Regions from separate parts of the Mus musculus genome. Here all the other regions are linked to region 1. The links are chromatin loops, found by intact Hi-C in ENCODE. Cell type or tissue: left cerebral cortex. All regions are shown on one strand. Each heading gives the region's core, and the rest is flanking DNA. Links, peaks and the distances in the headings are about the cores only.

Region 1 (7,697 bases), core at 1,212-6,211:
CAAGAAAAGGTGCAGGAGGACTTTACAGGTCAAAGGCATTAGGAATTAACTCAACAATTTTCACTTGTATAATGAATGTAAAAAAAAAAACAAAAAAAACAAAAAACAAATGCTAGAGGTTTAGATAATTGTCATGTTCTTAAGCATGAAATATCTCAATGTTAGGTAACAAATGAAATCAAAATCTGGTAGGATTTTTTTAAAGTACCATAAAAATGGAAACGCTATATGACAGCCTCTCATACAGACACTATTGAAGTATTTACAATGCTTATGTAAATATATTACACAAAAAGAACTTTCTTTGTAATATCATGTATGCACATTTTAGTGTTATTAATTGATCTTAGTATTATCTATGAAAACAAATTCATTTTGAAACTTTTTTAGTGGTACTAAGGTTTTGATAATGCTGCATAGATTTTAAAATAATTCCTATCCATTGTAGGCATAAAAACCTGATTTTAAGAGGTTTATACAAATATAAAATACTTTCATGCATTCACTAAAAATTGAAGATTTTTTAAATATTACATAGTTTCTAAATTTTATGATTATATTTTATAATATGTTCCGTGTTGACTGCAGTCACCAATCAGAAATCACAAGATAAACAGAATAGACACTTCATTTATTTTCTCTAAGTTAATGATTCTTTGGATTAACTAAGGGAAGATAAAAATTGAAAGCACTTCATAGACTTTCTCCCTTACACAAGAAATGTTCCATAGATGGATATATACAGATTACACAGTATGACCTCAATGTCATTAAATTGATTGTATGGAAATGTGATAGGGCTTTGCCACAAAACAAATGACTAAGTAAAAGGAACAGAAATCTACTTGGAGAAATTAAGCAGTTGTGCTGTTTTATTTTAGCAGAGAGCCAGAGAGAGGTAGGATGCTGGTGAGTATCTGCTGTTTTCTTTAGAGCTTTTGTTGTGCAGTGGCAAGTTTAGTAGAGCTTTGATTTATTACTGAACTTGATTGTTCGCTACAAATGACTGAGCTTCTCTTAAAGAAATGTGCTGTAAGTATGCTCTGATCATCTGTTTTCATTTGTATTATAATTACCATGCAGTGCTCAGTTTGGATCTCTAGATATCATCAACCTCTCCCATCAGTTCTTCCTGGCAGGCTTTCATACACTTTGTCTTATTAACTCTTTATTACAAATGCTACTCCAGTCCTGCAAAATGCAGAAAATACGTACTTATGGAAATATCTACATAAGAGTCTTACTTCAATTACTGATACTGTGAATCATGAGCTCAAAATATTTTGAGTGGAAAATGTTGTTACAAGAATACCTGTTGATCTTGAAGTTTAAAATTTATATGATGTTCTCATCTTACATTTTCTGTGTGCTTTAAGTACATCTTCCAACATTTAAGCTAGCTAATACTTTCTGTTGTTAGGTTCTTGTTTTTAAACAAAATGATTTTATAAGTTGCTTTAGGAAGAGGAAATATTTCTAAATACATGTTATAAAATTGTTTACCTAGTCTTAAAAGCATGCAACAGAATTACAAGCACTTAAGAATAAATAATAAACAATGAACATTCTGTAAACTGTCCCCATTTGGTAACTTAATTTTTAGTTCCTTAGTCTGATAGAAGTTTTTTTGATTGAGAATACAGATTCTAAATAGTATATATATAAATCACTGAAAAATAATTTCATGCTATGCCATGTTAATAATGAAATTAAAATTGTTTTAAAAAGCAGTTGTAAATAAAAAGCTAACATAAATATGCTTTTGAAAGTTATTGCAAAGTGAGTGAACACAACTCTGCAGTCTCAAGATAATGGTTTTTAATCTTTTTATTATAGAAAACATGTGAAGTTATAAATGTGGTTATTGGGTTGTTATTAAACACTAAACAATTTATCACATTTATTTTATTTTTATTATCTACAACCCACCACTTCATAATGAAAATTTCAAATACAGTTTGCTTTATGTCATCTACACTTTGTAGAAAAACACTAAACAAAGTAGTTATATACAGGCAGACATGATTACTATCATGTTTAAAAATAAATAATATAGTATGAAACATCTGTAGATATTGAATACCAACTGTGGTTTTCACATTGGGAATGGAGTAGTTTTAATGAAAATTTAGAGGACTTTTGTACATAGTATTTGTCTGATGCCTCAACTAATTTCTCTGCTTAATGTAAAAAGATACACAGGTAACTGGTTTGCAAACCTTCATTCTTAACTAAATATTACTTCTTTAAAAACCAATAGAAGCTGTATTGTGGGAGATGTGATTGAAGAGAATAGTTGTTCAAATGGCTGACAAATCTTCCTGCCTCTTCATCTCACTGATTGCATTTACATTGCTTAAGTTTTCCCCCATGTGATCAAATAATCCTTTTTATTAGATATTTTATTTATTTACATTTCTGATATTAACCCCTTTCCTGGTTTCCTCTCTAGAAATCCCCTATCCTATCTCCCCCCACCCCCTTGGCTTCTATGATAGTGTACTGGCTAGTTTTGTGTCAACTTGACACAGCTGGAGTTATCATAGAGAAAGGAGCTTCAGTTGAAGAAATGCCTCCATGAGATCCAACTGTAAGGCATTTTCTCAATTAGTGATCAAGGGGGGAGGTCCCCTTGTGGGTGGTGCCATCTCTGGGCTGGTAATCTTGGTTCTATAAGAGAGCAGGCTGAGCAATCCAGGGGAAGCAAGCCAGTAAAGAACATCCCTCCATGGCTTCTGCATCAGCTCCTGCTTCCTGACCTGCTTGAGTTCCAGTTCTGACTTCCTTTGGTGATGAACAGCAGTAATGTAAGCTGAATAAACCTTTTCCTCCCCAACTTGCTTCTTGGTCATGATGTTTGTGCAGGAATAGAAACCCTGACTAAGACAGATAGTGTTTCCCCACCCACCCATCCACTCCCACCACCGTGCCCTGGCATTCCCCTACATTGGGGCATCGAGCCTTCGCAGGGCCAAAGGCCTCTCCTCCCACTGATGCTCAACAAGGCCATCCTATGCTACATATGAGTCTGGAGCCGTGGTTTCTTCCATGTGTACTCTTTGATTGGTGGTTTAGTCCCTGGGAGCTCAGGATGGGGGGCGGTTCTGGATGGTTAATATTGTTGTTCTTTCTATGGTGTTGCAAACAGTTTTAAACAAGTAGTATAGTATGAGTATAGTCATATATTTCACAATGAGTAGCAGTGTCTTGCTTTTCCTTGCCCATAGATTTCCCCCTCATTCACCTGCATGTGACTCAGCTCTAGGAAAAACAAAAACAAACAAACAAACAAAAAACAAAACAAAAAAAACACCCTCTTTTAGGTTAGTTCAAAGCTTACAAATCATTTACTCTGCCATCTGCTATGCGCCCCTCATGGATATTGTGTTTTCCTCAGATGCAACTACAGATTAGATTGACCTGGAGACTACATATCTGGGTATTTATACGTGGATATGAGGAGATATTTCAGTTGGGGTGACTAATGAAGTATATCTGTACAAAAGGAAAATGCAAAGCCACTTTAATTATTCCTGCAATGTATTTTCAGGTTTGCAGTAGACCCCCTCCCCCAATAAAAGTGCCCATTTCTTAACCCAAAATATTTTCCAGTTAAGTATTTATAAGTAGCCATACACATTTCTAAATAAAAAAATAGAAGTCTATTATTTTTAACATGTGCCTTAAATAGAATAACTACAATGTCAGTTCACTTGAAAACTTTGTCTAAAGCACCAAATTTTAAAACAAGTCCTCTGTCAATGACAGAAGGTTCCAGTGCAGTGCCTGTTTCATAATACCGTGTACAGCTGACTCTCTGCAGCTCAAGTTGCCAGCAAAGGCTGAACTGGAGCGTAAGTCCTTTGGTTAACAAATTCCCTCAAAACACCACCCGCCCCCCAACGTACAAAACCCCAGTAGCTGTAGTGATGTCATATCCGTTGTTCAGGTCTCCACACCTCTCAGCAATCACTCTCTTTATCCTTTTGAGTCAAAACTTTTGAGGTGGGTTGGCTGTCTAACAGAAGGGGAGAAGGTAGACCGGGGCGCACCAGGTGGAGGCGCTTCAGCACCTCGGCCAGCACCCGCGGCAGCCTGTCCCAGCCTTTTGAGCTCCAGGACTCCCCACTCTGAGATGCCTGCGGAATGATCGCCCCCCAGGGCGGCTGCCTCTGCTGCCGCTGCTGCTACTGCCGCTGCCGCCGCCGCCTCTGCCTCTTTCCACTCTTCTCTGACTGGCAGGCAGAAAGTGCAACTGACGTGGGAAAGGTCTCCGCAGTGAGTGAAGTGGCTACATAAAACAGAGTAAAGAGAGGCAAAAACCCACATCAGAATGCAGGCGAGGTCCAGCTTTCTCAACCTCCTTCTTCTGTCTTTACTTGCTGGATTAGATCCTTCCAAGGTAGGGGCAATATTTTGACTCGTTTAAAATAAATGTGCAAAATGTAACGACCTGATCAAGATGCGGGGGGGGATGTCCAAAACGACATGGGGGACTGTTCTTTCAGCGACCCTGTGGTGTCTAATGCATCCACGCTGCTTGGAAGATAACAAGGTGAACTATCAGAGGGCTAGCTTCTTAAGGTAGTGTCCTGGTGTGAGGGGGGAGGGACCAGAGTGAAGATAATGTACATGGGTAGCAGGCAATGCGGTTCTCCGGGGAATTTAGCTTATTCGCTGTCCAGCTGCTTAATGTTCTCTTTTGAAGTAGGACGGGCCATGCAAGGGAGTTTGCAGCAGAAACAATGCAGTTTATAAGCCTGTATTTGTGTTAGATGGTGAGCTGTCTCTTTGTTGAAAGCAGGGAAGCGTTTTCCAGCTGATGCTGGTCAATAATACTCCCATCGCCGATGTGCTGAGGTTTGTGTCCAAAACATAGGGGAGGCAGCTTGTAACCTAGGACAGAACAGCAAAGCTACACTCTGCATTGCCAAGAGACATCGTGAGAGGGACTTTATGTGTCTTTCCTTTTACTGAAAAAAAGATTAGGGAACCCCAAGGAAGTTCTGTGATCTGTGTTAGGAGACAGGAAGTAAGAAGCCTGTTAAACTAAGGAGGGCAATAGAAAGGATGAGTTACGATATAGCTGTGGAACTCTGTAAATTATCCAGCAATGAAAGTGAACGCTCAGCTTATCTGGTACAAAGCAGGGAGCGATGCAACTATGTTTTTAGCGATATGTGAGGAAAGCCTATATGGTCATTTCTGAGAGGCAAGCATTCGAAGAAAAACATAGTTCTCTAGAGTAAGGGATAAGGCAACTGCTAGAATAAGGTACGAAAAGCATTTATGATCTGCATACTTATTTGATGGACAGCAATGTGACATGATTGGGGAAATGATGCTGTATTCTAAAAGTCATCCAATACTGTGTTTTGAATTCTTTAAAATTATTTTATGAATTGACATTGCCTGTGTAATTAATGGAAACAATTAACTATAGCGAAGGTGTAACTAACTGTGATCTATTACTGGTTGTGATATTTCAAAGCCTACCCTAGTATATGATTAAAAAAAAGTATAATGGTATAATATTTTCACAGGCTTTTCATATAATAGGCTTTTCATATTTAATATTTAGAAAGATCTGAGAAAAATAAAACAATTTTATTCTAAACCTATAGTAGTCTTGACACTGACATTTTGAAAGCTTCAAACAGTGTGTGAGAGCCATGTTAACAAGCATAATGGTATATACTAAGGTATAGCTATTAAGCATTTTACACCAGATAAAACATCATTGTTTTGTTTATATATTATTTACTTTTCCCTTTATGTCCCTGCCCTCATAGTAGCATAATCCATTCTGCTTCTCATCTATCTAATTTAGAATATCTTATAAAATATACATCAAAAAACACAATTAACAAATTAGTACAGAATAAATTCTTGGACTTAAAATGGGCTATGGCTTTCTATGAGAATTTGAAACTGTGGGCTCTTAATGACAGCTGTATGATTGATTGGATAAGTCTGGGATCTTTAGTGTATAAATACAATCATTGTTTGCAGTTACTTCATAATATCTTATTACATATAGACTTGATTTCCCCAAATAAGCATTTCTGCTTTGGTTAATTTGATCTTTGTTAATTTTTATGACATATGATTATTCAGTGGTTTAAAACTTTCCAACTAGGTCAGTCTGAACTCTGAATGCCTGGTAGCACTGAGATGAGAAATCCGGGGGAGAAGAGAAACCTATCCACTTTTCAAACTGTGCTCAGTTTAAGATGTTTCAAAAGAGTATTAAAAGGCCATATCATGGCATTTTGTTCCATATTATATGAAATAACAGATAATATTAAAAACTTAATACTAAGTAATTTAATTTCCAAATGTTTTGGATTTGTCGAAAAAATATCATTTTTGTGAGAGCAAATAGAGCCCAATATTATGTTTCGCCAAACTATTTTTATTTAACAAGCTGTTAAACAAAATTAAATAAATCAAATAAAACATTCAAGTAGTAGCACTGGGTTGTCAAAATAATCGTCACCTCGTCTATGAACTTTATATGTCCTCAACTTTAATTTAGTTCTGACTAGGTTAAAAGTTTAGGGTTTTAAAGATCATGATTGTTGTAAAATTTACATGTGATGAAATTAAAATTTAGCAAGATAGTACCTCAGATGACTGCACTTTGGGGGGGTGCACCAACATTTCTTAAGAAATACCATTAAAATAACTAGAAATTCTAACCATATGCTGCTTGTATGTTGGAATAATACTATGCCAGCATACAATTAAAAAAAAACAAACTTATTTTTTGTGATTCTCTACCATCATGTACTCTGTGTTTACTAAAAATATCAAAATAATTATATATGGATGCAGGTAAAATGATACAATAGGAGATCTCTTGAAATTTGAAAATATTTTAAGGTATAAGTTTCTACCTACATCATCTAGCTCCATTCTACATCTCTCTGTGTTGTTTAACTTTTTAATAAATGATAATTTGCTATCACTAGGACCAATTCTGCCAACTCAACTATAAAAGACTATATATATGTGTGTGTGCGTGTGCGTGTGCGTGTGCGTGTGCGCGCGCGCGCGCGCGCGCGCGCGTGTGTGTGTGTGTGTGTGTGTGTGTGTGTGTGTGTGTGTGTGTGTGTATACCTGCTTTATGGATCCCCTGCCTTGTGATTGGAGTGTACTCCACATTTTGCATATACTAAATTTTGTTCTTCTCATCTAATGCACTACAGAATTGGAAAAATTAGCATTTCCTAGCCAAAGGGAGGCAATTTGCCACTAATTAGTTATTTGTATTTTTATATAAAAATATTGATTTTTCCTCCGTAAATGTATGCGAATTATATTTTCTTAATTAAAGTCTAATTAATAAGGTTCCAGATCCTTCTAGAAAAGCATAAACTCAAGAGCATATGTCATTACCTATTTTAAGAGGGGGCAATCAGTTCCATTGTAATAGAATTTCTAAATTATGGGGGATATCCATCATCCCCAACACACTAGTAAAATGTTAAACCTGAAACCTGTACAAGATTGCTTAATTTTCCCTTTCATGACAAAGGAGTGTATCTGAATAGGAAGTTCCTGACAGTGACTGCTAGATGGCTCTCTGTGCTTTTAAACTGAAGGCAGTGAGTTCAGTAATGACCTTGATAGGAGAGTGGGCTTCTTCACTCCTTTAGAAAAAAAGAAAATTAAACAGATCATTATTTGAACAT
Region 2 (7,697 bases), core at 1,104-6,103, 630 kb after region 1:
GGGAGGGAGGGAGGGAGGGAGGGAGGAAAGAAGGAAAGAAGGAAAGAAGGAAAGAAGGAAAGAAGGAAAGAAGGAAAGAAGGAAAGAAGGAAAGAGGGAAAGAAAGAAGGAGTGGGAGAGACAGAGAAACAGTGAATTTTTTCCATTAATACTTCTCCTTATCTTATTTCATCCCCCCATGCTTTTTATTTATTTGTGTATATGTGTATGCTTATGTGAGTAAATACTATATTCATGCAGGTGCCCACAGAGACCAGAAGAGGGTCTTGGATCCCCTGAAGCTGAAGTTATAAGCCTATTGCGAGCTACTTGATGTTGGCACTGGGAACTAACCTGCATCCACTGGAAGATAGCAAGTTCTCTGAACAACTCAACTATTTCTCAGCTCAAATTTTCCACTCGGAACATAGTGTTTTATATAATTACATTTTGTGTTATTCCATAATAGCTTTCTGATCCATTAAGATGTCACAGAATAAAGAATAACCTGCTGTTGAAATCATCAGGGCCTATGACCACATCCAGCCAAGCTAAATGTGACCATTTCATGGAGTAGGGGAAGCGGTTGCTCAGTGGCCTGTGTATATCCTATCTTAAATTTCTTTAATTTATTATAGTTTTTCAGGTCAGTTTCACGTGTCCTGCGCAATTTAAGGAATTGCCACAATTTCCTATTTTGCTTAGCAGAAACTCACACAGCAATGTGGATAATGTTTTCTAAGAAGACACCACAACTAGCCTGGCTATCTCTGAAAACAGTGAGCTTACTTTCTGAGCCAAAAAATGGAATCCAGAATCTGGCCAAAAGGAAGAGGATTTCACATTCAACTTCCACCTCCAATTTTGTCTTTTCTCCACCAAGTGAATTCTCAAAATTGTCACTAAAATTATATTTCTCAATTTGCAAACCGATCAAGCCATTTCCACATGTCAGTCCTTCGATAATCAGTAGCGATCTGTAGAATAACAATCTGAACTTTCATTTGGTTAAACCAAGCTGCAAATCTTTTAGCCCAAGCTAATAATTTCACCATTCCACTTTTTTAACCCTTCTGAACAGCCATTCCAGATGTCTCATCATGGCTTACCCCAACCACCTTTTCACCGGCTGTCCTTCCCTGTGGAATTACTCTTCCAATATCCTACCCACAGCCTCCCATCCACTCAGACATGCTTCTTCTTATCCTCCAAGATAGATTCAAATGTCACTCTTTGTATCTTTCTAATATTCTCCCCAGCCATTAGTTGTGTTTGAAGAGCATATTTGATGAATGGAGATGTAAATGATCATTCTGAGTGAGGCAAACCAGACCCAGAAAGATAAACATTTCATCTTCTCTCTCACATGTGGATGCTGTCATTGGATCTTACGATATGTGTCTGTAGAGTAGAGGGCTCTTATAAGTAAGAAGACATGGAGAGCATTCCAAAGGAGGGGGAAAACTGGTGATAAGAAGGGAGAAACAGGAAGAATGGAGCAAGTAAGATTTGGTAGAGTAGGAGATGGGAGGGCACGAGAGAGGACACTGTAGGGATAGCTAAAACTAAAGTCTGTTGGAAAAGCCACATTGAAGCTTTATTGTGGAAAGTTTTCAAAGTACATACATACATACAGAAAGTTTATATATAGTTACCCTACAATGAGGATGGGATGCCTCTCCTAGGTAATGTTAGCAAGTGAAAAGCCCCATGTCAGGTAAGAGTTACCTTTCTTCTAGTTGTCCGTTCCTTAGAGCCCACAACATTACATTGTTCTTGGCCATCCTCCAGAACTTGGTGGTAAGACCCTATTGCTAAAAATAACTATGTACTTGAATCATAGAACATAGAGAAACCACCTTGTTATCAACATAGAAACTCCATCTTTATTGATTGGCTTTCAGAGCTCTGGAAACTACCAAAGGCGGGGGTAGGGGGAGCAGTCAATAATCTTGCCCAGCTGTGAACCCCGTGAACTACAATAACTGGCCTGACAAGATAGGCCCACCAATGCAATAATGGTACAAATACTGTAAGAGTGACAAAAACTATATGATTATATTTAAGATACACTCCACAAAATGAAATGCATGGCAGCTATTATCACCTGGGCCAAGAACCTGTAGCTGAATAGATCATAGGCCCAAGGGGATTGCTTACTACTATTCTTCTGGTAAATGGACGTAGTGTTAAGCTGTCCCTAGGTATAAATACCTTTATGCATATGGATTACATATCGTTCACCTCTCTTTTTTTTCTGCAGATGATGATTGACACAGAGACATGCATGTTTTCTGCATGCAGAGAATAAGAGACTGGGAGTCGTCAGTACTATTGGGACATCAGTATGACACTCATCCTCCCAGTTCAAGGATCATCTTGGAAGAGGGAGTGCAAGGAGTGGAAGAGCCAGGGGCAGTAGAAATCTACAATACAATAATTTCCAAACATGGCAGGCCCATTACACTCATGAACTCATAGCAGCTTTGACTACAGGTACAAATCCTATACAAGACCAAGTCAGAGAAAATCCCAACCAAGATGGTGAAGTCAAAAAGTCTCACACTTGCTGAGGAGCTATTTGCAGTTGAAGTTGGCTGGGGAAGAAAGAATCAGTCTTCCCTAGCGATTTGATACAGGAGAAACAACCGGGATCCTGTAGATGGTCCTATACCATAAGCTCATTGACAGCACTAAATTGGACCAATAGAGTTTTTAAAATATGTTTTAATTGAACTGTAATTATATAACTTTCCTCCTCCATTTCCTCACTCCAGTGTCCCACACACAGCTGCCATCCCTCAAATTACTCCTATTGTCCCCAATTCTCAAGTTAATAGCCTCTTTTCCTTTGACTATTTTTGTTACATGCATATACGTGAGTGTATGAGTGCTTAAACAAAGGTGAGTATACCCTATTGATTCCAATTTGTTCTTTGAGTGTGTACGGCTGACCACTCTGCACAGGACAACCAGTAAGGGAGCCCATTTCTGGGAGAAGCTAACTCTCATTCTTCGAAAAGTCATTAATTGCCTGTAGTTTAGTGGTAAGAATCCACAAAAAGTTCCACCTTCCATATTACCATGCCCCTTGATGATGCCGTTGTTCTGGTCTGTTTATTCAGCCCTTTCTAAGAAAACCTTTTTCAGAGCAGACTTCCTAATAGTCTGGCTTTTACCATCTTTCCATCCCTCCTCCAAAATGTTTCCTGAGGCACAAATGCAGAAGCTCTGATATAGATATACCCATTGGACCTGGACTACACACAATTTGTTTGGTTCTTCATTGTATCCACCTGTGGCTTTCTGTGGTGGTCTCTATTTGCTGCAAAGAGATGCTTCTGTGATAAAGAATATAGCTAAACTTATCTGTGGGCATAAGGATGGTTAAGAACGTAGTAAAGAACGATGCTGTGACATTAAAATAGGCCATTCCACCCAGCTTATGTGGTGCTGGGGATGGAACTCAGAGTTTCAAGGATGCTACCCTTGCACTATGCAAATGGTTCCATGTCTTCAACCCCATAAATTAATCTCCTTCAGGAAGAACGCCTGCCTTGTGAGCACACGGCTTGTTTTCTTCATTCTCATTAGGTGGTTCTGCCACTGGAGGGTGCTGTTGTCGTGATGGTCCAAGCATTGGCATGGGATGGGATGATCTTTAACAATATTTTTACAATTGTTACTATTTTTTTAATAACTCCTACAAACCTTGCACGATGTATGCACAACAGTGGAAATCTAAACAGCATCCAACAACCTTGTTAGTTAATCAATAACCAGCAGCCATAAGACCAGGACTTCAATAAAGTTGTAGAATGGGTCATTCATTAGATTTAGACTCCACATTAGCATAGCTTGAATTTAATAGCTGTGATCCTTTTCTCTAGCAAGCTAATTACTAAGAACTATCATTCTTATTTTTGTTGGTTACTAAAACAGTTCCAAGGATGTACCTGCTGGGGAAGTGTGAGAATTCATAGAGGGCCGGTTTGAGTGGGTGCTGATCCCTAAAGAGAGAGAATAAGGAAAAGGGCTGCATTTCCCTGCCAAAGTTTTCTCTGAGTTACAATCATAAACTGTAGGCAAATGCTTTGACCTAAATATTTGGCTGCCTACCGACAGGCTCCATGGCAATGTGAGCCTCTTTACCTCAGAGCCCCAGAGAGACTGAGAAGGTCACACCAGCCCCATTCTCTTCTGGCAACTGCATTCATAATACTGTCTTCAGACCTGATCTAAAACTAAGGACAAATTGATTCCCGAAGAACAAAGTGTAATTAGGCCCTGTTTGTCATTTCACAAACATGAAAAAGAAATGAAAAGAGAAGGAAAGGGAAAAGAAACAGCCAAAAGAACGGGTGTTTCTCATTTCTCAATTTTCACCTCTCATATTCAAACTTTGTTTTGTTTTGCTTTTCTTCTCTAGTTATGGCTATGAGTGGAATGCAAAGCTGTCAACACAAGCTTCGCTACTGAGTGTTTAGTCAATGTCCTCCAAGCTCATGAGACACTGCACCAGGCTAGGACACCCACGTGTGTGTACCCCACCTCCACAAATGTCAAGACCCTAGGAGAAGTGCAGCTGCTGACAGGCCAGCCAGCAGCCTTGTCCAAAGCCTGAGGCTAGTATTATATCCACGGTCTCACCTGACTCAATAGGAATTCCCCTAGCTGGCTGCAGAGATGGGAGATGGAATCCTGACAGGCTTTTTCCCCCTTCAGAATCACCTATATACTATAGAAATGTGGACACAATATTTCCCGAAGGAACCACCTGAATCAACCTGGATTTCCAGAAAGTCAAGCCAAGGGGCACCCAGAAAATATATTTCAAGAAAAAATAAAGTATTCAAAAACAATGACTTCAGCATCTGGTGAGAACTTGCCATCATCCCCAATACACATTTTCTTTTTTCACATAAAATATGCATTCATGTGAATATTGGTTAAAATGATTACATTTGTAAAATAGAATTACATGGTGGTATATCTTTGAAACAAGAGAAAAAACTTATGCCTACATTGTGATTTCCAAAACGAGTAGAAAATACACATTTTTAGTACAATAGCCTGTCACAAAGTCAACTCCCTCAAAAGCATATTTGGAGACAAAAACAACAACAAACGTGATGTCATTGTGTCTGTTCATTGTATCCATAATAACTTCATAATCTTGTTATAATCACCTAATCCTAGAGCCCTTAGAAGCCAGTTTGGGGCTAAAAATGTGACCCAAGTGAAGGTTCTTCTGAGGGAACTGTTATTCAGGACAAATGTCTTGAATACAGAACACTTTAATAACCTGAGTTTCTCACAACTATAAACATGATTAGCTTGGGGGGCAAGTCTGAGTGATTCTTGATGAAAAAGTCCTGTCCTCTGGCCCATCTTTGTGTTGAAACAACCAGCAGTCACGGGAAATAGTCAGAGAAAGCTGAGGCTCAAACCTAACCTGTTTCACTTCCTTCTCAAAAAAAGTGATAATTCTGCTTGCTTTTGCCTAGCTGAAGGCTGAAATTAAACCTTCAAACAGGTGGCCAAACCCAAGATGACTTACAGCTATCCAGATCTGGCCCAGCGCCGCATGACCAGGAAAATAAAGCATCAACTATTCAGTTCAATCTACGTCTCAAGTGTCTCAAGCGCCGTGCGGCAGTTCAACACATGTGAGTCTTCTCTTTGGTGAGAGGGAAAGCTTGCAAAGATAGATGGTATCACCTGCAAAGTGAAAAGAGTGAGGGCCGAGGCCCATGGAGGCAGTTTAATCACGCACAAGCAGTTTATCATTGCACATAATAACACAGGGCCTTAAAACGCCGGCTCTGACACTCTCATTTGTCCTGTGATAGAGTGCTCACTGCGTGGGAATTTAATATCCCCAATGCAATCAAACTTGGAGACATAGAGAATGTGCCCATCATCTATAAGCCAGTAGTCACCTGCCAGCACTTGCTTTGCTCGCCAAGAAAGGGATGCTACAGGGAGTCGAAGTTTATGGCCCATGGAAAGATTCCCACGTGAGACTCGATGATACCCAGGCCCCAGCTAAGAGTGTGTGAGGCCCAAACATGGGCATCCTTTTCAACGCTGCACAGATAAATCTGTCTCTACATTGTGCTGAGACCCCGTCGAGATGCTATGCTGTCCATGAAGGGTGATCGCTGGTACACCGTTTTGAAATTCAGCCCAGAGGCAGAGTGCACAGTCTTCCACAAAACAAGGCTGCCCCGCTCATCTGTGGAGGCAACATAATACCTTCCCGTCGGTGTGTAGTCCCCAGGGAAGTCTCTGATGCTGTGAAAATCTCTTTTTCAATTGAAGCAAGCAAATCTCCTGATTTTGCTTCTCAAGATTAGCCTGGAACCAAATCTCTTGTTCCAGGAAAAGTAGGTGTTGTTTTCGTTTTGTAAATAAAGAAATGGGAAAATCTGAGAGGCAGCGTCATGACTTGAGGAGTTTCAAACCACTAGCATTCTTCCTTCAAACTTGAGGATTAAGAGTTACTTTTTTTCAATGTCTAAAGGCTTGCTTATTTTATGAAACTATGTTTTACATGATGTTCCTGTATGTATAAGGTTTTAGGTGACAGAAATTAGGTTGTACTCTGAAAAAGGAAACTAAAACAGGTTATTCTAAAGCATCCAACCCCCTAGTGTTGCCCCTGAGCCGCTTGAGAACTTATCAGAAGCACAGACTGTCAACCCCACCCAAGACTAGAGCATCATAATATCAGGCTGCAGGACTGGCGACCAACTGATTTTAATGCTCCCCAAAGTGTGAGAATCACTGCCATTATACAGAAGCTAAACAATAAATCTGTTTCCTAAATCATTCTTGAGCTATGACCCCAGAAAAAAAATATTTTCTTAAAATAGCTGAAAAGTCCAATCAGGGGAAAGTAGTTTTTGGAACTTGAATTGAAAGAAGTTGGATTTTGTGTGTCCATGTGCATATGTGTGTGTATTGTGAACATGCACATGTACGTGCATGCATGTGTAGGCAAGAAGGCAGACAAGATCACTCAGCGGCCTGGAATTTGCTGATTCATAGGCTGGTTGGCCAGAGAGGTCCGGGGATCCTATCCACCTGTCCATTTCTCATCACACACCACTTCACTCTGTATTTTTATCTTAGGTCCCCATGCTGACACATGCCTCAGTGTTCTATAGCTGTGAAGACTCTATGACCATTGCGATTCTTATGAAGTATTTACTTGGAGCTTGCTTAAATTTTCAGAGGTTTAATCTATCATCATTATGATAGGAACCATGGCAACATGCAGACAGGTATGGTGCTTGCAGCAGGAAGAGATTGCCACACTGGATGTGGTTTGAGCATCTGAGAGCTCAAAGCCCACTCCTAATGACTACTTCCTTCAACAAGGCCACAAATAGTCCAACAAGGCCACACGTCCTAATCCTTGTGCCTCCCTAATGACCAAGCATTCAAATTTAAGAGCCTCTGGGGCAACGATTTCTATTAGAATCACCACACACAGTGAGCACTTTATGAATTAAACTATTTCCCTGGTCCCAGAAGTTGAATATTCCTTTTTTTGTATTTTTGTGGAGTTTTGTTGTGTGTGGACCTTTTTTCTTTCATGTAATTGTGTGCCTGGTGCATGCAGAGGTCAGAAGAGGGCATGAGTTCACCTAGAACTGGAGTTACATAGGGTTGTGGACTATCATGTGAGTGCAGAGAATCGAGCCTGAGTC
Region 3 (7,697 bases), core at 1,104-6,103, 740 kb after region 1:
AAACAACATTTAATTGGGGCTGGCTTACAGGTTCAGAGGTTCAGTCTATTATCATCAAGGTGGGAGCATGGCAGTATCCAGGCAGGCATAGTGCAGGAGGAGCCGAGAGTTCTATGTCTTCATCCAAAGGCTGCTATTGGAAGACCGACTTCCAGGTAACTAAGGTGAGGATCTTATACCCACACCCACAGTGACACACCCATTCCAACCAGGTCACACCTATTCCAACAAGGCCACACCTTCAGATGGTGCCACTCCCTGGTCCAAGGATATACAAACCATCACAGGTGCTTTGCATGGAAATATAATCGGATGAAACCAGAAACAAATAAGGTTGCCCAAGAGGGTTAACACAGCTCCTTTGCCCGTAAATAAGTGGGTTTCTTGTGTGGTTCCTGGGAGTTTTCAGCTGTGTGCCTGGAAAGGGTCAATGGTCTTAAGCTGGAATTCTTGAGCAGTTCCTGGTGAGAGGCATCAACCAGATGCCTCCTTACGTGGCTCTCCTCTCTCTTTTCTTATTCCCCCAATTTTCCCTGAATCTTCATCTTGCCTTCAGACAGTCTCAGAATTTTAGAACATTGCACGAGAACAACAGAAATGAAACAAAGCATAGCAGTAGACAAACCACCAGAAAAGAAAGAACCTGATTGTCTCACAATGACAAATCAGGAGCGCTGTGGAGCATCCTTGAATGAGCCATCAATATGTCCTGCCCTCTTACTCGAAAGTCAAGATAGCCACTCAGCACTCGCAAATCCTCATTTTCATAAGCACCCCTAAACCTGGAAGCTGCCTGGCCCTGAAAGGTAAAGCTGCCTGTGTGCCTATTGCCTCGAATCTGTCAGCATAGAACCAGGCTTAAATTATTATATCCTTCCTTTCCCTCTCTCTTCCGCTGGCTGGGAGCCGTGAAGCATTTCCATTTGAACTTGCATTTAGAATAGATGTGTGAAGATCTCACTATAAATTGAGAAGGAATCTCATACAGCCTTAAAGCTATAAAATATGGCTTCTTATACTTCTTATATCGACAGGCAAACCCCTTCCCCACTGTGGCGTCCTCAGAGCAGGAAATGCTCTGCGAGTCTAAATTGAAAATGATAATGAAACACATTACTTTATATGCTAATGTTAAAAATGAATGAAAAAGCAGGTGCCCAGGAAGTGCAAAGCCAGACTGGCCTAAAAGGCAAATCCAAGCCAGGATACATAGATAAGCAAAGTCTCAAAAAAGAAAAAACCCAATTCATATATATATATATACATATACATATAAATGTACGTATATAATCATTTTTAAGTTTTTAATTGATTTTTATTAGCACACAAAGAAGTGGTTTTCTTTGTGATATTTTTTAATATATTTGTGTGTATATTTGTGTATGTGCCTATGTTTGTGTAAGAGCATATCTTTCCACTCCTATTGCTGTCTTCCATCTTCCCCCTTTCTCTTTGCTATGTAGAAATATCCTCCAGATTGACCCATTCTGTCCTGCATGGAAGATCATTAAGACCGGAAGTAAGCAGCTCAAGCTAGCTTTAGGAAGTTCCTGAAACTGACCAGATTCACTGGGTCCCTCCCGCTCCAAACACACACACACACACACTAAAAGTAACTCTCAGACAAGCCCAGGTACCTGGAAAAAAGCAGAAATAAGACTAGCAGACTCAGAGATCAGCCAAACTAGAAGAAACAAAAAAACAGCTGAGCTTCCTTAAGAGGCTTAGATCACCTGAAAAGGGGACTCCCTCACCTGGTGAGCTAGTGTCCTGCAGCTTCCCAGAACTGGCTCCCACCCTGAGATGGAGTTTTGTGATGCAGCTTTCTTTGAGTGGTTTCTTTCTGTAACTGCTCACCATACTCCTGCAAGTAACACCAATAAAAAAGCCATTGGTTCACCAAACTTTGATGTGTTGTTCATTCCCTGTCTGGGTTATATAGATATTCAGATCTCTACCAATAAAATAAATAAATAAATAAATAAATAAATAAAGCCTGTCACCCAGCAATCTTTTGTTAGTGTCCTTCCACCCCCAAATATTCCTCCCATTGTATTCTTTCTCTCTTCCTTTCTATTAGTTGAATCTATTTCCTGACAGTTTCATACAAGTACATAGTTCATTTGGTTACTTGCATCCCTTCCACCCTCTCTTACTCTCCCATCCCTCCCTCTCCTCCGTACAAGTCCCTTACCAGCTCCTGGTATATTGTTCTGTTTTGTGAACCACTGATTTTAACCAGGGCTATCTGTGTGTCTGCAGAACTCTCCTCTGGAGCCTAGCTGGCTCACCTTGGGTACACAACTGAAGACAATGACTATCCCTTCCCAGAATCCACCAGTCACTGAGAACCTTTTCCTGTCCGTGGTTAGCTGTTGATAAGCCCAGTGTTGTGCAATCCCGTGCTGGCAGTCCTCTGTGCTGTGATATCACCTTTTGACATTCCTGTGCCCAGAAGATAGCGTTTCCCAGCTCCTCCCAGTCGTCCCCCCACCCCCACCCCCCAATCTTCCTGCCCTGAATGCTTTCCGCTTCTCCTTCCTGGGTGTTCCCTGGACCTTAGAGAAAACGATATAAATGTCCTGTCAAAAAACTTAATTAAAAATTTTTAAACAAATTTAAGGAAATGAAGCCTCACTGCCGTTGCTGTTGTTGTTTTAATTACACTTTTCTGAAGGGAGAATCTTTTAACTTGTTTTGGCCTGAAGTGTGCGGAATATAATTGCCTAGGATTCCCTAAACTACATTTCATGAACACGCACTGTAAGACGCCTATTACAAGTACAGCCCATTCTTTGGAGGAGTTTCACATTTTGTTCCGGAGACAGTTAAGACAAGTGCAAACCTTCAAGACATCTGTACCCCTTACCCGGGCCCCTATTTCCTGGCCTTGGTGTGCCTCATTATAAAGACCGGATATGCAGGCCAAGCAGAGAGAAGACTGGGAAGTCTCCTTCACTCTTCCTCGCACCCCCTACCCCTTGGCTCTTGTGGGAGGAAAAAAAAATCCCCTGGTGCAGGAAATGGGCCTGAAGCAATGAGACAGGTCCAGAGTAGAGGAGAAAGGAGCAGGGCACACAGGCCACACCAGACATCAAAATATTTTCAGTGCGGAAGGTGGTGGGGTCCTACGGAGGAAGTTGGGTGGAGAGACATTCCCTGCTTGCACTCGGCGGTGAACCTGGCTAAGGCTGCAGAGCATTGCAGATCCAAAACCGCAGCTGCTGGTGCTGCGGATCTAACGTCTTTTCGGGCGGGGGTGGGGGTGGTGGTGGTGGGAGCTCATCAACTCGAAAAACTTTATGAAAACCTGACGCGTGGGAAAAGAACAAAGGAAAGTCGAGAGGCTCATGTATATCAAAGGAAAGGGACTCGGAGAAATACTGGGGGGGGGGGGGGGGAGGAAAAATTCATCCCTAAATGCTTCCGAATCCTAGATGCTGAAGCAGCCTCCTCCGTCGATGCAGCTGTGACTTTGGATGTCTCCTTCTCTTTAACTGCCGCTTTGATACCGCTGCCTTTTGAAGTCTCTTTTTATATATTTTGTGATTTACTTGGGCAATGGATGGAACTTGCTGTGGCTGCTGTTTACCATCGCATTGGGCTCTGCAGTTTGGGAAGGCAAAAGGCAGGTCCGCGGTCGCCCTCTCCTGGTGAAGCCGCGGAACTTCGGAGAGGAGATCTGAGAAGATTAATTTTGTTTGGTTCAGCAACTTTTTTTATTAAAGTTTACCCCCTTAAATATACTCATCAAGCTTTAACATTAGCCAGAGTCTCTTGGAGGACTCCTAAAAGCTAGAAGCCTCGGTTCCACCCACAGAGTTTCCACTGCGTCTTGGGTGGAGCACAATAATTTGCATTTCTAGCGAGTTCCCAGGCAAGTTGGCAAAAGCACTACTCTCAGAACCACTTCCTTGTCCACAAGTCACTGGGCAGGATGAGAGAGCATTTTACTAAGCCGCTGGTCCTTAGTCTGTAGGAGAAGGACTCTGGGAAATGAGCAAAATGAAGAACGTGGCTCTTGCTAGGGTGTTGTAAGAAGTGAAGCGTTCCCTCACACTAGGTTCATGAGTGGAGCCACTGTAACAAATATTAACAAGAGAAAGCATACCAACTTATGTAATACGAGTTCATGTGACCTCAGAATTTTCAGAATGGAAGTCCACTGCAGTAGGGTAACCTGTGTGTTCTTTTTTTTAAGATTTATTTGTTTATTTTATGAGTACACTGTAGCGATACACATGGTTGTAAGCCACCATGTGGTGTCTGGGATTTGAACTCAGGACCTTTGGAAGAGCAGTCAGCGCTCTTACCCGCTCAGCCATCTCACCAGCCCCAACCTGTGCGTTCTTTAAATAATTATTTTGGTTTTTTTAATCATGTATGTCTGTGTGCATGAAGGCAGAGATCAGAGGAATAGATTCCTTAGAGCTGGAGTTCTGTTGTGAAGCAACTGACACTGGCGCTGGAAATCAAACTCCCGTCCTCTGAAACAACAATACGCTCTTAACCCCTGAGTCACCTCTCCAGACCCTAAAATCTGTGTATTTTACTGTGTTGGTGTGAAGAAGAGGGGACAGTGGTGGAAATCAGGATGGGACAGGAGCTCCGACCTAAAGATAATAAAGAAGGGGAAACGCTGTCCTGTTGAGACCCCTTGTGTCTTCAGCTTCTTTGTTTCCAGTAAAGATTGACAATCCATCCCATAACCTTCCTGGGAGAAAGGCCAGAAAACTCTTTGTAGGTTTTAGGATCTTTGTCAAGTAAGATAAAAAAGGAAGACTCCATTCATGTCATGATATGCTGTCGCCAGCATTTTATCACATGCCCAGGCGCCTATATTTAGGAAGTGTGTTCTGAACTCCATCAGTGTCATGAACACGGGTCTCTTACCCAGAAGCCAGTGCACTATCCATTAAAGCACAATGTATTGAGCTGTAACCCTAATACAAGTCAGATGTCAATCACTCCCATCCCTGCCACCTAAGAGGAAAAGCAAGCGTGTGTGCCTCCAAACACTGCTGAGATGGCTGACTCAGCAAGCAGCGCCCATCCCCACCTTCTGATCCCATCCATTCAGCAACTCCCGCCTCCCATATGAACCACTGCACACAAGCACCCAGTGATCGAAACATGGCCTATGAGACTTCAATGGCTGGAAGGACTGTGCAGTGGGCAGGGGCAACTGTAAGAAAGCTAAATCTTTGCTTGTTGCTTTAACCATCTGCTGGATTCTCATTGCCCTGGGGAAGGCTCTTTGGGCTTGGCAATGCAGTCACACCCCTGAACTTCCCCTTTCTTCTCATTTTATGCTCTGCCCGCTCTAATTATAACTTCCCTCTCCCCTTTTGACCCTTTGCACCTGTGTGTCAGCTACCTGAGCCTCTGATACGTCTCACCAGCACACTTATTTGAACAACTTGGTCTCGTCTGTCAGGATTCAGCTTAGATGTTGGAGAAAAGACTTATCTTCACCATCGTGAATTTCGTGACTAAGAACCCTACATCAAAAGATAGATTAATTAGAGAAATGAGTACATAGTTACTTAATAAAAGTTTGATGTGGGAGCTGGAGAGATGGCTCAGAGATGGTTAAGAGCACTGACTGCACTTCCAGAGGTCCTGAATTCAATTCCCAGCAACCACATGGTGGCTCAAAACCATCTGTAATGGGATCTGATGCCCTCTTCTGGTGTGTCTGGAGATAGCAGCAATGTACTCATATTCATAAAATAAATAATTCTTTAAAAAAAAAGTTTGATGTGGCCCAGGAGCCTTCAGAAACTAAGCCTCCACAGGACATCGTCTACCCACCACTTGGGAGACAGAGGCAGGGGGATTGGGAATCCATGGTCACCCAGGTCATCCACACCCTCATAGAGGACTCAAGGCCAATCTGGGCTATGTGTGACCTAGGAGAAAGATGTGGGAGGGAAAGACTGGAAGGAGGGAGGGAAGAATAGAGAGAGAAAGGGAGAGAGGAAAGGAGGAAGGGAGGGGGAGAGAGGATGGAGGAAGAAACAGAGGGGAGGAAAGGAGAGACATTAAGACTCAGAGGTACAGGAAAACCTGTGTGTTCTTACGAACAAGGAGGTATGAGCTGATAGTAAACTGTAGGGAACCTAGCCAGGCATATATGCTCAGACTTCTTTCTATGTATTTGTGTTTCCAGAAATAACAATATGACATCGCTCTGGCACAAGGGTTTTATGAGCTATTTTAAGGCCAAGCCAGTTGGACTTTATAGAGTACTCGGGAGCTGGGGTCAAGAGTGAGAGGGGAATTCTTTCTAGAGTCTATGACCTGTTCTTGTTTTCTGAAATGCTAGGATACAGTTATTCCAGAGTGCCATACGCAGACTCAACCAACTTCCAAGACAATTGAGTTTATGGCAACTCATTGTGGCACTGCCTAGTTCCTAAGTGGTGCCTCCTCAAGATGCGACCCAGGAGCCACCAACTCCTCTAGATGCTTGCCCCCCAGGGAAATGTGACCTTTTCACCTTTGTCCTTTTGCTTTCAGTACACCATCCATGACCTAAAAGACCCTCAAGATGAGGTGAGTTGGGAAAAAAAAAAAACAACTTGAATATCTTCCAAATATCTCTGCCTCCTGTCCTCTAGCAAGTCACACACAGTGCTTATGACAAGATATCAGATGTGCTCCTTGTTTTGCCCCAGCTTACGTAGGCGTGCTACGAGAAGGTGTCTGATCTCATCCGGGACACATTTTCAAGATACATGTGCCTCACAAGCTGAAATTCCTTGAGGGTTCTCATGATAACCCAGAAGTTATGGTAGCTTATGCCTGTAGTCAGAAGATTTGGGACATGTAATCAGGAGGATTGCTGTGAGTTCAAGGCCAGCCTGGACTACATAGTGAATGTCATAGTAAATGAAGATACAAAGATTATGTCTCAAAAAAAAAAAAAAAAACACCAACTATACATGCCACAACTACATATACACGTACATCACACAAAACAATTCTCAGAAGAGGAGAATAGCTCATCTCAGTGGAGAACAGAGTAGTTCACATCACTCAGAAGGGCTCTTTGGTGTTAACCAAGGAATCTACCCCCCAAACCCACCATATATTGCATGTTCCTGATGGCTCAAATCCACCTTGCAGTATTAGAATCTGGCTTGTTTCAGATTTGAATTGGATATCCTTGATGCTGTCTGTCCCTGGAATCTACTCTGAAGCCCAAGAATGCTTCCTAACACCTGACAACCATCCTGCTTCACCCTCACATGTGCTGGGAGATTATAGATGTGGCCACCATGCCTACTTGAAATACAACTTGTTGAAATAACCTGAACAGCAAAGGGGTGTGGCCTTCAGACATGCTTGCAAAACACCTCCAAAAGAGAAACCCAAGTCCTCGTTAATTTTGAGTGAGGACTCTCTATGAGGTCCAGGTTGCCTCTGTTTCCTTCATTATAGGGTTTTAGACTTGTCCCATAATGCACAAGTATTGTTCCATCTGACTCTGAAGGCAAAAGGTTTTAGTCCGAGCAGACCAAGGGGTATATATTGAACTAGGCAGTAACTCTGTTTTAGCTCCTCCTGTCAGAGACAGCTTAGAGTAAGGTCCATTTTCTATGGCCCTAGGCTTCTCTAGAACTCTGGGACTTCAGGGACAGCTAACAGAGCATGGGGTTCATAGGTCGTCTTTAATCAGGGCCATGTCAGCC

What was found. Peaks named below come from ENCODE experiments on the same cell type or tissue, not always from the same donor. Only the 100,000 strongest peaks of a DNase experiment are listed, where the experiment ranks them.
Region 2: a loop joins it to region 1, with 2.0 times the contacts of the local background. A loop is called at or near these places in 2 of 42 quality-filtered maps.
Region 3: it touches region 1 in a loop (5-fold over the local background); 3 of 42 quality-filtered maps call a loop at or near these places.

Annotation. Positions count from the first base shown.
Region 1 is chr3:114,900,150-114,907,846 of GRCm38, forward strand. It overlaps a transcript of Olfm3 not described here. Among named protein-coding and RNA genes, the nearest start is that of Gm23750, 80 kb to the left of the region's middle. In left cerebral cortex, for the core only: a CTCF peak has its summit at 4,052; DNase peaks (open chromatin) are centred at 4,046, 4,648 and 4,949; H3K4me3 peaks cover 2,341 bases; H3K27ac peaks cover 1,383 bases.
Region 2 is chr3:115,526,523-115,534,219 of GRCm38, forward strand. No RefSeq gene overlaps it. Among named protein-coding and RNA genes, the nearest start is that of Gm40124, 110 kb to the right of the region's middle. In left cerebral cortex, for the core only: a CTCF peak has its summit at 3,571 (motif pointing right); DNase peaks (open chromatin) are centred at 3,584 and 4,061.
Region 3 is chr3:115,639,244-115,646,940 of GRCm38, forward strand. It overlaps Gm40124 (a long non-coding RNA gene), which reads right to left and starts at 2,483. Exons shown (of 3, transcript XR_867569.1): 1 at 2,195-2,483; 2 at 1,755-1,864. In left cerebral cortex, for the core only: CTCF peaks have their summits at 3,647 (motif pointing left) and 5,678 (motif pointing left); DNase peaks (open chromatin) are centred at 2,876, 3,182 and 3,622; H3K4me3 peaks cover 1,092 bases; H3K27ac peaks cover 727 bases.